Linked DNA regions of Homo sapiens: region 1 is linked to region 2. The links are chromatin loops, found by intact Hi-C in ENCODE. Cell type or tissue: ascending aorta. All regions are shown on one strand. Each heading gives the region's core, and the rest is flanking DNA. Links, peaks and the distances in the headings are about the cores only. Region 1 has its middle 58 kb from the start of LINC02393. Region 2 overlaps LINC00508 (long intergenic non-protein coding RNA 508).

Evidence for each region. Hi-C counts contacts between places; a loop is a spot of excess contacts. Peaks named below come from ENCODE experiments on the same cell type or tissue, not always from the same donor. Only the 100,000 strongest peaks of a DNase experiment are listed, where the experiment ranks them.
Region 1: a loop joins it to region 2, with 2.8 times the contacts of the local background. A loop is called at or near these places in 5 of 110 quality-filtered maps.

The regions. Positions count from the first base shown.
Region 1 is chr12:127,821,349-127,825,752 of GRCh38, forward strand. No RefSeq gene overlaps it. Among named protein-coding and RNA genes, the nearest start is that of LINC02393, 58 kb to the right of the region's middle. In ascending aorta, for the core only: a CTCF peak has its summit at 1,792 (motif pointing right); a DNase peak (open chromatin) is centred at 1,923; H3K27ac peaks cover 2,133 bases.
Region 2 is chr12:127,923,563-127,927,966 of GRCh38, forward strand. The region is part of intron 3 of LINC00508 (long intergenic non-protein coding RNA 508); the gene reads right to left. All of the region lies in intron 1 of LINC00507 (long intergenic non-protein coding RNA 507), which reads left to right. Among named protein-coding and RNA genes, the nearest start is that of LINC00507, 10 kb to the left of the region's middle. In ascending aorta, for the core only: a CTCF peak has its summit at 2,641 (motif pointing left); a DNase peak (open chromatin) is centred at 2,629; H3K27ac peaks cover 555 bases.

The DNA.
Region 1 (4,404 bases), core at 107-4,106, 100 kb before region 2:
CTAAAAAGAAAGAGAACTAAGCAACGGGTGACAATGAAGGCTGATGGAAAATCTCCAGCGGGGTCACGGCGGGATTGCCTTCTTTTTTAAGGCTGAATAACATTCCACGTATATGTGGAATTTTATATATATGTGTGTGTGTGTGTGTCATTTGAGTCATTCGAGGCATTCAAGGCTTCCCACCCATCTCAGATGCCTGACTTTAAATTGCTTTATGAGGCTGGGCGTGGTGGCTCACGCCTGTAATTCCAGCACTTTGGGAGGCTGAGGTGGGCGGATCACTTGAGGTCAGGAGTTCGAGACCAGCCTGGCCAACAACGCTAAACCCCATCTCTACTAAAAATACAAAAATTAGCTGGGTATGGTTGCATACGCCTGTAGTCCCAACTACTCGGGAGGCTGACGCACGAGAATCACTTGAACCCCAGAGGCGGAGGTTGCAGAGAGCTGAGATGGCACCACTGCACTGCAGCCTGGGTGACAAAGCGAGACTCTGTCTCAAAAAAATAAAAATAATTTTTTTTAAAAAAAATTGCTTTATTAACAGAGAGAGAGAACTTTTATCTTATTCAAGCCGCTGACTCTAATTTTAACTAATAGACCTTCACATATAAATTGCCATGTAACATATTATGTGTGTGTATATATATATGTATAAACACACTACACACACACACACACACACACACACATATATATATATATAATTTTATCTATTGGTCCATCTGTCCACTGACATTTAGATTGAATCTGTACCTTGGTTATTGAGAATAAAGCTGCAATGGACATGAGAGATGCTGATTTTATTTTTAGGGGGATAAGTATTCAGTAGTGGGATTGCTGAATTCTATGGTAGTTAGAGAGTAAAATGGTGGTTTCCAGGAGCAGGTGGAGAGTGAGAAATGGAAAAATATTTGTCAAAGAATACAATGTCTCAGTTCTGGACACCTAACATACAGCAAGGTGACTGTAGTTGATAATAACGTACTGTAGACTTGAAATTTGCAAGAATATATCTTAAGTCTTAGTAGCACACACACATAAAAATGGTAACTTTGCCAGGTGATGTGAATGAGCTTGATGGTGGTGATGGTTTCATGATATATCCATCTACCAAAATACGCATTGCACACCTTATATGCATACAATTTTGTCAATTATGCCTCAATAAAACTTTAAGAAACTATTAAAAATAAAGACATGATATTAAAGTCGAGGCGAGAAAGAAGAGCAGGAGTCGTGTGGGGAAGATATGGTCGTGTTCCTGGAAGGTGACTGGAGAAGAGCAAGGTGAACATTCTAGGGGAGATTTTTCCTGCTGTGAATAGAGCCATGTGCTAAAGGTGCCTTTTGATTTGTTTTTGTTTGTTTCATCCTGTTTTTAAAAAAAGATTAAATTCACATACAAATAATTTATGTCCTAGGCTCAGGAAATTAACAAGCAAAATTCTCACAGGGAAGGTTAATCCCACATTCACTCAGTGATGTGGGTGGTGGCTGAGACAGGACTTGGTGCCACGTGGGAGAGTCTCTGAAAGTCGTTAACAGACTTGGGTTCTGACTCTGTTATTTCTGGAACTCATCAAAGCACAGTAAAGCCAGAAAACTGAAGTGAAATTACCTTTTCTTTCCTCTGAAGATAATGTAATTGACATAAACCATCTGAACCCAGAAGCCAGCAAAGTGTTCTCTTTTTTAATAACTTCTCAGAAAGGCCCAGCAGCCAGGGCCTCTGCATGGCAATTATCCCAGGAACTGTGGGCTCCTGGACACGCTGTGCTCTCCTGGAGAGCATGTGGGTGTAGCCCAGGGAGGTGAGGGCAGAGTGGGCAGCCAGGAGGGGCCGCTGCCAGGCTTTTTCTGTCTTATTTCCATTTTGGTAAATGATCTCACTTTTCTTCTTGAACAACCAATCTGTAACTGGAAGATGAACACGGGGAAAAACTGCATGTAGTGGCTTTAAGCACTGTAGACTAGAAAGACTTGCAAGGCCAGAGACTCAGGCACTTGGCATGGATTTTACATCCCCTGGGGAAGTGGCCTTGCTAAGGTCTGCGAGGCTGAAGCTTGTTAAGGCTTGCGAAGGTCTGTGACCATCATTACTGCTGGTTTGATCCCTTTGGATAACTGTATCCCTTCCAAGAGTTTTTGCAGAACACTCCGTAGATAAGATACCATTTAGACTCTTCCCTGAGCTCTGGGAACACATCAGAGAATCCTATGATTAAACATATGTAACCAGGGCCATTTTAACTGAGAGAGAGAAGGAGAGAGAAAGCATACTAGAACAGGACTTTGAACCTCCATGCCCATTGGGCTGAGTTGATGTGGAGGGAGGAAAGAGATCATTCCTGCTGTCTTGGTTGGTTTGACTGCCACACCCCACATCACGGCCTGTGATTCTTGTGCATAGTTAACCAACTGCTTTATATTCAGGGGCTTCGATGTAATCCACCTGCTACTGAAACAGACCCAATAGTCCCACAGAACTGATGTTTATGGTTTCCTTTGAATAAACATAGAAGTGGACCCTCCTAGTCTTGAAAGTTGAGAAAGTTACATTTTTCCTATCTGAGTTCCTTGCTGAGGAAACCAACCATCAGGCCTCCCAGAGAGTATCAAGGAACTGAAACTCACCACGTCTCAGCATCTGCATAATGAGACACCAGAGCCCTCGCCCACCGCGACTGCCTAACCCACCACCTGCTTCCTGTGGATCAATTCCTTTTCCTTCCCCTTCCATCAGTCCTGTTTACCTGCATGTAGCTACATTTCTGCTATGTAAACCCCTAATAGGATTCAGTCAGGGAGATGGATTTCAGACTGATCTCCCATCTCCTTGGCTACAGCACCTGATTAAAGCCTTCCTCTATACTCTGGTTTCTCTTCAAATTGTATACATCTTCTGATTAAAGCCTTCTTCCTTGGCAATAACTGTCGTCTCAGTGATTGGCTTTCTGTGATGTGAGCAGCAGGACCCAGACCAAACCCCTGGTGTTTTGGTAACACTGCTTCTGCCCTGTCCCCCACTGGGTGGGGACCCCATAAAGTGTTTCATCTTTAGGAAAACAAACACAAAAACTTGACTTTTCTAGGAGTACCTGATTAGATCCAATGTTTGGCTTCTGTTCTAACTTCAGAATGCAACTCCCCTCTGGAGAGACAATTTCTGTCTCGATTCTGCCAGGCAGCTCCATGATGCCCTCAGTGATCACTACAAGTAAAGCTCGGGGTCCCCAGCACTTCTCTTCCTCCTCACCCTCCTACCTGCTTCATCCCCTGTCTCCTGTATCAGTGACCCGGGATGGATGAGGGGTGATCCACCTCAACCCCTCAGGCACCTTTAGCACGTGGCTCTATTCACGGCAGGAATAACCTCCCCTAGAATGTTCACCTTGCTCTTCTCCAATCACCTTCTAGGAAAATGACCATTTCTTCCCCACATGGCCCCTTCCCTTCTTTCTTGCCTCAACTTTAATATCTTGTCTTTATTTTTTAATAGATTTTTTAAGCTTTATTGAGGTATAATTGACAAATCAAAACTGTTAAGTATTTAAGGAATGGAATGCGGTCTTTTGATAGATGGATACACTGTGAAACCATCACCACCATCAAGCTCATTCACATCACTTGGCAAAGTAGCCATTTCTATGTGTGTATAGTACTCACATTTAGGGTCTGCTCTCCTGGCAAATTTCACGTGTACTATATGTTATTGTCAACTACAGTCACCTTGCTGTATATTAGGTGTCCAGAACTGAGACACTGTAGTCTTTGACAAACGTTTTTCCACGTCTCACTCTCCACCTGCACCTGGAAACCACCATCCCACTCTCTCACTACCACAGAATCCAGCAATACACTACTGACTACTTATGCCCTTAAAAAATAAAATCAGCCTCTCTCATGTCCATTGCAGCTTTATTCTCAATAACCAACATACAGATTCAATCTAAATGTCCACGAACAAGATGGACCAATAGAGAATATATATATATACATGTGTGTGTACACGTGCACGCAAATACATATACACACACACTATGTTATATGGCAATTTATGTGAAGGTCTATCAGTTAAAACCACGTGCTAAATGTGCTCCCCTCGCTCCATCACACTAGAAGTCAGACGGGAACTTAGAAGCCCCCCCGTCCTCACTGCTCTGCCCCAGCCTCCATTCTACATGCTAACTTTCTCAGTCCTTTCATGAGATCCACGCGTTTCCCACTCTCCCCAATTGTTTCCCTACCAGCTCTGAAATGGGAAACCTCTTTCTGCTCCAGTGGCTTCTGTCCTGGGCTGGTCTTTGCTTTCTTTACCTGAGGACTGGGATAGGCTCCTGCTATCCTCTGAACGTTTGTGTCTCCTCACGTTTCATCTGTTGAAATCCTAACCCCCAAGGA
Region 2 (4,404 bases), core at 316-4,315:
GGTGATCCATCCGCCTTAGCCTCCCAAAGTGCTGGGATTACAGACATAAGCCACCGCATTCAGCCTACTAATGAGTTTCTGATAGAAAATTTGTCTTGCAACCAAATCAGGTTGTGTGTGGCCTTCCCCTTCTTTGTGACCTTCCTGTGCTCACGTGAACCTGCACGTGCTCTGGTGCCCACACTCCGCCCTTTATGTATTAACAGGAGGAGAGCTTTTATGGTGGAGATAAAGATTGAAGAGAAAAGGGTTAGCAAGACTTGAATGAAAAGAATTTAGTAGTAAGAATAATTTTAAAATATCCAATCTGATCATTTTTACAATATCAAATTTGGTCCATTTGCTCTTATGTGCAGGGGCTATACAGATGTTTGTTTTTCTGAACAAGAAGGATTTATAAGAAAGTTATTAACTTATTAACATTTATAATAATATTGTTATTATTTTAAGTGCCCATTAGGCCACATGTCTAAAAAATAATAATAATTTATCTCCAATCTTTACAAAATCACAGCAAGGGAGATATTGTTATCCCCATTTCACAGGTGTGAAAGCTTGAGGCACTCACTAGTTATAGCAGAGCCAGGATTCTCAGCCATGTCCCTCCAGAACTAAAGTCTAGTTCTTTAAAATTCATTGTTATCTTTCCAATTAGAGGGAAAAAATGTGTAGACTGACAGGTGACTTCTCAACCAAAATAATTGAAAGTATCTCAGCAAAAATATTCTTTAAGAATGATAGTGAAATAAAGACATTTCAGACAAAGAGAAACTGTCTTTGTTACCAGAAGACCCAGATTAAAGAAAATATCAAGGGTTGTTATTCAGGAAGAATGAAATAATCCCAAATCTTGGCCAAAACACACACACACACACACACACGCACACGCACACACCCTGAACCCCAAAACAATAACAATAACAAAAAACCAAGAAGGAATTAAATCACCACAAAGGGTGAATATGCAGAATGAATAATGACCACATAAAACAGTAACACAAATACAAATAGTCATGTGAGAAATTTAATGCACACATAAACAGAATTAACATGCATGGCAAAATGACATTTAATTCAAAAAGTGCATAAATGAAGTTAAACAATTCTAAGATTTTTGCTTTTTCCTGGAAAAGAAGAAAAGCCACAATTAATGTAACCTTTAATATGTCAGTTATCCATATTGCAATCTTTAAGATAATCCCTTAGAAAGAGTAATATTATTTATAATTTCCTAATTCATAGGGAAAATATGTAAATAAACATTTTCTAATTTGGAATAAGAAAAGACAAAACAGGCAAGACAAACTGAAAAACAAAAGCAGAGTAAGCTGACAGCCCAAATATATTAAGAATTGCATTACGTATAAGGAGACTGAATCTAACAAAACAAATATAAGCATCTCTTTGGATTAAAATAAATGTATATTTATAGGAGATTCACTTCAAACAGAGACAGAGGAAGATTGAAAAAATTAGACTATGCAAGCCATACCGAAGAAAGATTTTGTGTCCAGAAAAATATCTGACAAATTAGTCTTTAAGATAAAATGTACAACTAGAGATAAAGAGACTTTATAAAAGTTTAAAATCATTGAGAAGATAGAATGATTCTCAATGTGCTTGCACCTAAATGGTTTAGCCTCAAAAGGTGGTTATTTTGGGTGACATTGATTATATGCTTCTATATGTATTCTGCTTTATGTTTTTAAATCTATGTCTATTAGTCTGTTTTCACACTACCGTAAAGATACTACCTGAGACTGGGTTATTTATAAAGGAAAGAGGTTTAATTGACTCAGTTCCACATGGCTGGGGAGGCCTCAGGAAACTTACGCTCATGGCGGAAGGCGAAGGGGAAGCAAGGACTTTCTTCACATGGTGGCAGGAGAGAGAAGTGTGAGTGCAGGAAAACTGCCATTTATAAAACCACCAGATCTCATGAGAACTCGCTCACTATCATGAGAACAGCATGGGGAAACCAGCCTCATGATCCAATCACCTCCTTCCCTTGACATGTGGGGATTACAATTTGGGATGACATTTGGGTGAGAACCCAGAGCCAAACCATATCACTGTATTTTTAATTGTTTACAATAAATATATGAGGAACTGCTATAGGATTAAATAGAAACTACTCATATTTGTTCAACGTGCAATTAACCCCTAGCGAGCACTCAATACATGGTAACTGGCATCGTCACACATATCTCCATCACCATTAACCTTTTCGTAATCGAAACAGAACAATGGTCAAATAGGAAAAAGTAGGAACTGGAGTCCTGCAGAGTCGATTGTTTTTACTATAATTTAGTCATAAAAGCAAAGCATGAGAGTCATTTGTCTCACCCGGCATTTATAAGCCATCCTCCCTGAGACATTTAGGGCTCATCAGATGCAAGTCATGGAAGATACAAAAATATAACCACTATTTAGTATTTCCATCACTGCTGTAGGCCCTGTCTTTGATCCGGTTAGGCTTAGTTGTGTTTCTAGAACTCCAAGTACCTGATCGTATCTTGGGGTCATGTGAGGGAGATTTGGCCTTGAGGAGAGGGGCTTCACAGGCCAGCTGTTTATTGTTACTCTCCCACGGAATTCAGTCCGGAGCCCAGAGCCTAGGTTTCCATGAGGAACTCCTGACATCTGCTGGCCAGTGTGCTCCTGGTCTGTACACTGCATGCTGAGAGCCAGAGAATGTTCACTCAAGACAGTACCTCTGTGTTGGGTTTTTTTAACACTTAGAAAACTTTATTATAGTGTTTATCTCAAATAAAGAATTTAAAAATTCAACTATTAAAAGGCCAGGCATTCTCTAATATTCATGAACTATAAGTAGAAATGATAAGGAAAATAAATGTCCAAACACGCAAATAACCATCAGGCTAAAGTAAGAATTAATATCCCAATTACCAGCCATTTAGGAATTAACAAAAATGGCATTGCCTGTCAAATTATAGCAAGGCAACGAAACTGCAGCCAGAGGCAGGCTCATAAGACTAAAAAACTGATAGATATTTTTTTTGTTTAGTTACATGGATAAGTTCTTTGGTGGTAATTTCTGAGCTTTTAGTGCACCCGTCACCCTAGCAGTGTACACAGCACCCAATATGTAGTCTTGTATCCCTCACTCCACCTCCCGATGTTCCCTGAGTCCCCAAAGTCCTTATGTCATCCTTATGCCTTTGCATCCTCATAGCTTAGCTCTCACTTATAAGTGAGAACATACGGTATTTGGTTTTCCATTCCTGAGTTACTTCACTTACACATTTGAGAGAAATCACAGCTCAATTCACCCTTCAGGCTCATGAGTCCAGAAGTTTTTGCGTAGCCAAATTGAAAAAAAAATGATATCTATAAAGTGAGTGGAAGCCCTAATGGGAGATTTGCATAAAGGGTAGGAGCCTGGATATTGAAGTCTGTCTCATAAACCTGTGCTCGTCTCCTAGTGGTACATCTGTATCCCAGCTAAATAACACCTTTGTGCCTCAGTTTCCTTGTCTGTGAAATGGGGCTGAAAATATGACCTACATGATAAGATTATTATGGGATGGAAGTAGTTAAGGCATATATATATATATATATATATATATATATATATATATATATATATATGTTAGAACAGTTCCTTGCAAAGAACAATTTCTTAATATGTGAGCATTGTTATTAAATCCTAAAATTGTGACTCATACAATTTAATAAAGCTACTAATCAATCTAATTTACTGCACATGTATTTTAAAAATCCCTAACAAATTATGGGGGCTATTTGCATTCTGCCAGCACTGCAGGAAGCTGCAGATAGCTCTGGAAAATAGTAAATGTGCTGTGTAGAACAACTTCTTTTATAACCTGCTTTTATTCTAAAATATGAGAAGGCCTGGGTGTAAATATGGTGAGAAGCCTTTTATTGTTCCTATTAACGTGAAAATGAGCTTGTGTAATGCACTCTGATTGTGTCTAAATCATCCCCGCTCCTGGTCAGTTTCACATCGTCTCAGACAAAGAACACTGGGCCTTCTACAGTAATCACACATTAATAGGCATGCATTAGTTGTGGCACAAAGAGCTTTTTTAGTGGATTAATTGAAAGTCTCCCTGTGCAAGCTTGAGAACCTCAGCTAGTGACATTGAACATGCACTCTTACAATTAATGATGAATAATAAAAGCTAAATAGTGTCATGGATCCCACTGCCAACATTTTGCTTAGGAAAGTCACCAGCCTGAGCCATTCTCATGTCATAACTTGGAACCCCACAGATGGGCTGAAGCATGGATCCTATATGCAAGCCAAGGAGGTTTAAACGCTGGTTCTGCTAGCTACTAGCTGTATGACCTGGTGGGAGTCAGGGGTGCTCTCTGAGGATCAGTTTCTTCATCTGCAAAATGGGAATTACAGAAAGAGTG